2 separate regions of the Homo sapiens genome follow, and region 2 is linked to region 1. Evidence: read pairs that join two places in POLR2A ChIA-PET (ENCODE). Cell type or tissue: PC-9. All regions are shown on one strand. Links, peaks and the distances in the headings refer to the core of each region. The heading gives the core; the rest is flanking DNA. Region 1 overlaps ABHD2 (abhydrolase domain containing 2, acylglycerol lipase). Region 2 has its middle 9.9 kb from the start of RLBP1.

Region 1 (2,910 bases), core at 162-2,661:
CAGTGAAAATGTAATGTGTGACAGCTGTGGAGAAGAATTTGCCTCCAGTGAGGGGAAAATGCTGTGTTCAAAGTGGATTTCTGATGAGCCTATTAATGGGTGTTTGGGAAGCTGAATATGTTGCTGCCATTTTGAGATGAAAGGCCCAAGGTGTTTGTTCCTGAAGCTAATGAGGAAGCCCTTTCCCAGCCTCAGCCTTACCTCCCCAGTAGGACTGGTGAGATGTGCACACAGGGTCTACTCCACATCTGGCCCTCCTGAAAAGAAGGGCTTCCAGTGGGGGCTGTGTCCTAGTGGAGAAGGGTGAAGCCCAGTGGGATGGGCTCACGAAGGACCTGCTGTTGACCTGCTGGCTTCAGGTCCACCAGGCTAGGGGTAGATAGGCCAGAAAAGAAACCAGAGGTGTCTGTGGTAGGAGCAGCAAGGGCCCTGGCTTCCAGGCCTGTGGAGCAGGGAGGCTCTGGCAGTTCAGGATCTGGAAAAGAACTGACAAAATGTTCTCCTAAACTCTGGCCCTTGCCGGCTTCCTTACCTTTCCTGTGTGCACACACATGCATGCACATGCACATGTGCACACACAGGAAGGCCTGGAACTCAGTTTGCAGACTCGTGGAGCTGCCACAAAGCTTCACTCCCAGTGTTTCCCCCACCACTGATGCTTGTCCTCCTGGGTTTATTCTCACCCATGAAAGTAGGGTAAAAATGTATCCCCAAATCAAACACCTGTCACCTTTCTAGAAGCACTTCCATCCTCTCTTGCTCTCACTGTCATCGCTCTCCTGGATCTTTGGGGAGATATTCAGTATGATTTTGTTAACATTCTGGCCTTATCTTAGAGATAATTAAATGTGAATATTCAAATTAATTAGCCCCCAGATGTATCTTCTGCAGAAAAAAACTCCTCTAACAAGAAGTCAGTTACAGTTGTGAGAAACATGCAAAACGAAAGAAATGTTTTTTTTCAAAGACCTGTGAAGACCACTGTAGAGAAGCTCCAACAAATTCAGTTTTCAATTTGAAGAAACATTATTTAATATAGAACATTTTGACAGTTGATCAGACAGGAGAAAATAGGCACAAAGCTGTTATTTTAACTTCTGGTTGGGGGAGTTGATGAGTCTTGAGTGTGATAAAGTAAGGAACGCTTTGGACTGAATCAGAGACCTGTCCTCTAATCCTAGCTTTTTTTTTTTCTTTTTTTTTCCTCATTTTTAAAACGGGGAAGACACCATTGCTCAGAATTGTGAAGATTAAGCTAGAAGGCCGGGCAGGATGGCTCACTTCTATAATTCCAGCACTGTGGGAGGCTGAGGTGGGAGGATTGCTTGAGCCCGGGAGATCAAGACCAGCCCTGGCGACATAGCAAGACCCTGTCTCTACAAAAAAAAATTAACTGGGCATGGTGGCATGTGCCTGTGGTCCCAGCTACTCAGGCGGCTGAGATGGGAGGATTGCTTGAGCATGGGAGGTTAAAGCTGCAGTGAGCCGTAGTTGTACCACTGCACTCCAGCCTGGGTGACAGAGTAAGACCTTGTCTCTAAAAATAAGTAAATAAATAAACTAGAGACATGACTCACCCAGCTCCTGATGGAGAGATTTGGTGCTCAGAAATATCTCTCCTCTCTGAGATCTTGGTACTCCCCATGATGCACTAAGTGAAATTGGTACTTCTCAGCCTCATGATTGTCTCCCCATAGTATCATCCTATTCTATCTCTCTGACCCCATTGCCCACCGCTCCTGTCTGTGACAGTAGCTGCCTGTGTATTCATCATGCATCCTACCTTCAGATTACGAATGCCACCAGGGCGGTCACTGTGTCCGGCTCTAATCTCTGTATGCCTCACAGCACTCGTATTTGTTGAATTTTATTAAATCAATATATAAGAGCCAAAATAAAATATAGGTAGAGGCAGGTTCGGACCTGATAACATCTTTGGTTTGGCCCCAGGTGCCAGCAGCACACTCCTAGTTGGGCATCCTCAGTCCATGTTGTCACTCTGAAAACAAATCTGTTTGTCAGAGTAAAGGTCACCTTTTTTTCTCAGTGGACAAATATTTTTTTCTGAAATGAAAAATTTGCTTTTCTTCCCTTGAGTGTGTGCACTCAAGTAAGCAGAGTGGAGGGCCTGTGAAGATGGGCATTCTCTCTGGAAACTGAGGAAACATCCCGAGCCTATGTCTCCTAACAGTCTTGGCACCTAACTAGAATCTGACCGGAGTTTCAGCACGCAGCCAGCAGAGGACATCACCAGCCATTTGAGTGTGCAGTTGTCTGGAGCAGCCACGCAGCAGGTCTCTGTAGCCCTGATGGAGAGAGTTTTCTTCTTGGGAGGGCTTCCCAGGATGATGTAACACCTCTGCGTTTTGCCTCAGTGGCTGAAGAGTCCCTTTGGACTTGGGTTTTGCAGAAAGAGAGGGGAGTCTGAGGGCAGAGTGTAAAGTGACACAGCCGGTGTGTAGAGCTGAGCAGCCTGTGTTAGGAACAGTCAGAGCCTGTGGACTTGTGAGGCTTCCACTCACGTGCTATGTTAGCAGTTCTTTTCCTCAAGCTCTACTGAAAGACCTGTGGACCTGACATTTTATGGTCACAAGCCCTGGAGAAGATAGCCATTCATTTTGCTGGATGACCTTTTAAATAAACCTCTAGAGTAAGTTCCAGGCAAATACTGGAGGTGGCTGTGTTTGCCCAACAGAATCCAGCAAAAACACTTCTCTGTGCTTGAAATTCCTTCTTGTACCTGATGCTTTGGAATTTAGGCAGGTGATAAATTAAAGATGAATTTCTTCTTTTTTTTTAACGTTACAATATAGTTAGCTATTATCTTGATATGCTTTCTAATATATAATGGAGTTACATATGTACATTTAACTTATGCAAATTCAACTCTACAGATTGAGAGAGAGACCC
Region 2 (2,910 bases), core at 23-2,522, 92 kb after region 1:
AAAACAAAAAACCAAGAAAGCTGCCATGATCTTGGCCACAGCTGTTTTGGTGAATTACCAGAGGTAAGAGAACGGCAGAGGAATGAATAGGAGATACAGAAACACAGAGAAAGACAATAGATGGCTCCTTCAAGAAATCTGGCTGAAAGCAGGTGAGAAAGAGGGCAGTAACTGTAAGGGAAGGGGGGCTCCAGGGGGTTGTTTTGTTTAGATGGATGGGGAAGACTTTTCTATCTCCTCCTTTATTCTCCATAGATGATCTCACTACTTCAAGGGGGCTAAAAATAGGTGCCCTTAGATGGGAACTTGGTTTTAACTCCTCACCACCAAAGGAGAAGATGTGTTTATGAAAGGGCAGCTGTAGAAAGTTAGAGGTTAAAGACCAAGGTCTGAGAGGGGTGATAGTAAGGTCCTCGCTGAGAGGTGGAAACCTTAAGCAGCTGTCTCTGTCTCTCCAGCAGAGGGACCAGCCTCGGCCGGGAAGGTGGAACACCCTCCACTGTTACAGGGAGCTGGAGGAAAGAACTAGTGCTGAGGACACTGAGTTTAAAGACTTGACGGTGGGGAGCTAATGCAAATTTCCATCTGAGGGCAATTATTTTTTTCTCTCTTTTTTGGGGGTGTGGGGGCGGGTCAAGTACAACTTCATGAAGAAAGGAAGGATAAACTTACTGGGGAAGATTATCTGACAGTGCTGAAGGCCCACCTGAGACTGGGGCACCCACTTAAACACACGTTACTTCTCAAGCACAATCCAGCAGCTGAAGTATAGCTCCAACAAGAGAATAGAGCTGGCTTCATACAGGGTTAGGGTTTGCTGAGTGAATGGGATGGAAAGAAAGGCAAAAGGGGGCAAAAGATAGGAGCAGTCGCTTATGCCTGTAATCCCAGTAATTTAGGAGGCTGAGGTGGGAGGATTGCTTGAGTCCAGGCATTTGAGACCAACCTGGGTAACATAGCAAGACCCCTTCTCTACAAAAAGTAAAATTAGCTGGGTGTGGTGGTGCGTGCCTATAGTCCCAGCTACTCAGGAAGCTGAGGTGGGAGGATTGTTTAAGCCTGGGAGGTTGAGGCTACAGTGAGTCATGATTACCCCACTGCACTCAGCCTGGGCAACAGTGAGACCATCTCAAAACAAATAAATGAATAGGCCAGGCACGGTGGCTCATGCCTGTAATCCCAGCACTTTGGGAGGTCGAGGCAGGCAGATCATGAGGTCAGGAGTTTGGGACCAGCGTAGCCAACATGGTGAAACCCCGTCTCTACTAAAAATACAAAAATTAGCCAAGCGTGGTGGTGGGCACCTGTAATCCCAGCTACTCGAGAGGCTGAGGCAGGTGAATCGCTTCAACTGGGGAGGTGGAGGTTGCAGTGAGCTGAGATTGAGCCACTGCACTCCAGCCTGGGCAGCAGAGTGAGACTCTATCTCAAAAACACAAAAAACAAAAACAAATGAACAAACAAAAACGGCCAGGTGCAGTGGCTCATGCCTGTAATCCCAGCACTCTGGGAGGCCAAGGCGGGCAAATCATGATGTCAGGAGATTGAGACCATCCTGGCTAACATGGTGAAACCCTGTCTCTACTAAAAATACAAAAAAATTAGCTGGGTGTGGTGGCATGCTCCTGTAGTCCTAGCTACTCGGGAGGCTGAGGCAGGAGAATCGCTTGAACCTGGGAGGCGGAGGTTGCAGTGAGTCAAGATCGCGCCACTGCACTCCAGCCTGGGCAACAGAGCGAGACTCTGTCTCAAAAAAAAAAAACAAACAACCCAAAAAATATAAATAAATGAATAAATACATAAATAAATAAATATTGCAAAAATGTGGTTTAACTATATAACCTTGGAATTGAAGATGAGGAGTCAGAGGCAGTGAAGATTAGAGAACAGGTAGGTGAGAGTAGTTGAGCAGGCTAATTGGATGGTTGAGAGGTTGCTATCTAAGTAGTGATTTGGGAGGTGGCTTGGGGTATGACCAGGAGAGTGAGTGGCTGAGGTGACATGGAGGAGAAAGTCATGGAGGTGGAGAGGGGAGTGGCCAAGAGGCCACATGTAGGATGAGAATGATCTAGGATGACAGCAGAATAGGGGCAAAGTAGAAGATGGAGAACAGGTATCCACCTCTCCACAGAAAAGGGCTGAGATGGCATCTCAAAGGCCCAGTTTGCTGATTATTTATAGACCAGAGAGGTCCACTAGATTTGCAAATGGGCCAGTATTTTTTTAACTTTTTATTTTGACATAATTTCAGATTTACAGAAAAGCTGCAAGAATGGTGCACAGAATTCCCACATGCCTTTCACCTAGATGTTAACACTTCATGTTTGCTCTTTCATTCTCTCAATATATCCAAGTGTATTTTTTTCTAAACTGTTTTAGCATTAAGTTGCAGACATGATGCCCTTCTACTCCTAAATACTTCAGCGTGGACTTCCTAAAAACAGGGACATTCTCTGCTTTGATCTGAATGCTTGTGGTTCCCCTAAATTCATACACTGAAATCCCAAGCCCCAAAGAGATAGTATTAGGAGGCAGGGGTTTGGGATTAGTGTCTTTATAATAGAGCACCTGAGAGCTGCCTTGCACCTTCCACCTTGCAAGGACACAGCAAAAAGGTGCCATCCATGGGAAAGTGGCCTTCACCAGATACCAACACTGCTGGTGTCTTGATCTTGAACTTCCCAGCCTCCAGAACTGTAAGAAATAAATTTCTGTTGTTTAGAAGCCACCCAGTCCATGGTATTTGGTTATTGCAGCCTGAATGGACTAAGATTCTCTTAATTAATCATGGTGCAATTATCAAAATCAAGAATTGAACAGAGCCGAGATTGTGCCACTGCACTTCAGCCTGGGTGACACAGTGAGACTCCATCTCAAAAAAAATAAAAAATAAAAAATAAACAAAAATGG

What was found. ChIA-PET counts read pairs that join two places held together with the same protein. Peaks named below come from ENCODE experiments on the same cell type or tissue, not always from the same donor. Only the 100,000 strongest peaks of a DNase experiment are listed, where the experiment ranks them.
Region 2: POLR2A ChIA-PET joins it to region 1 with 12 read pairs; 2 of 35 experiments call an interaction of 5 or more read pairs at or near these places.

The regions. Positions count from the first base shown.
Region 1 is chr15:89,137,673-89,140,582 of GRCh38, forward strand. The region is part of intron 3 of ABHD2 (abhydrolase domain containing 2, acylglycerol lipase); the gene reads left to right. Among named protein-coding and RNA genes, the nearest start is that of ABHD2, 51 kb to the left of the region's middle. RefSeq lists enhancers at 1,888-2,389, 2,390-2,889. In PC-9, for the core only: no CTCF peak of the experiment used is centred there; no DNase peak of the experiment used is centred there; H3K27ac peaks cover 990 bases.
Region 2 is chr15:89,230,029-89,232,938 of GRCh38, forward strand. No RefSeq gene overlaps it. Among named protein-coding and RNA genes, the nearest start is that of RLBP1, 9.9 kb to the left of the region's middle. In PC-9, for the core only: no CTCF peak of the experiment used is centred there; no DNase peak of the experiment used is centred there.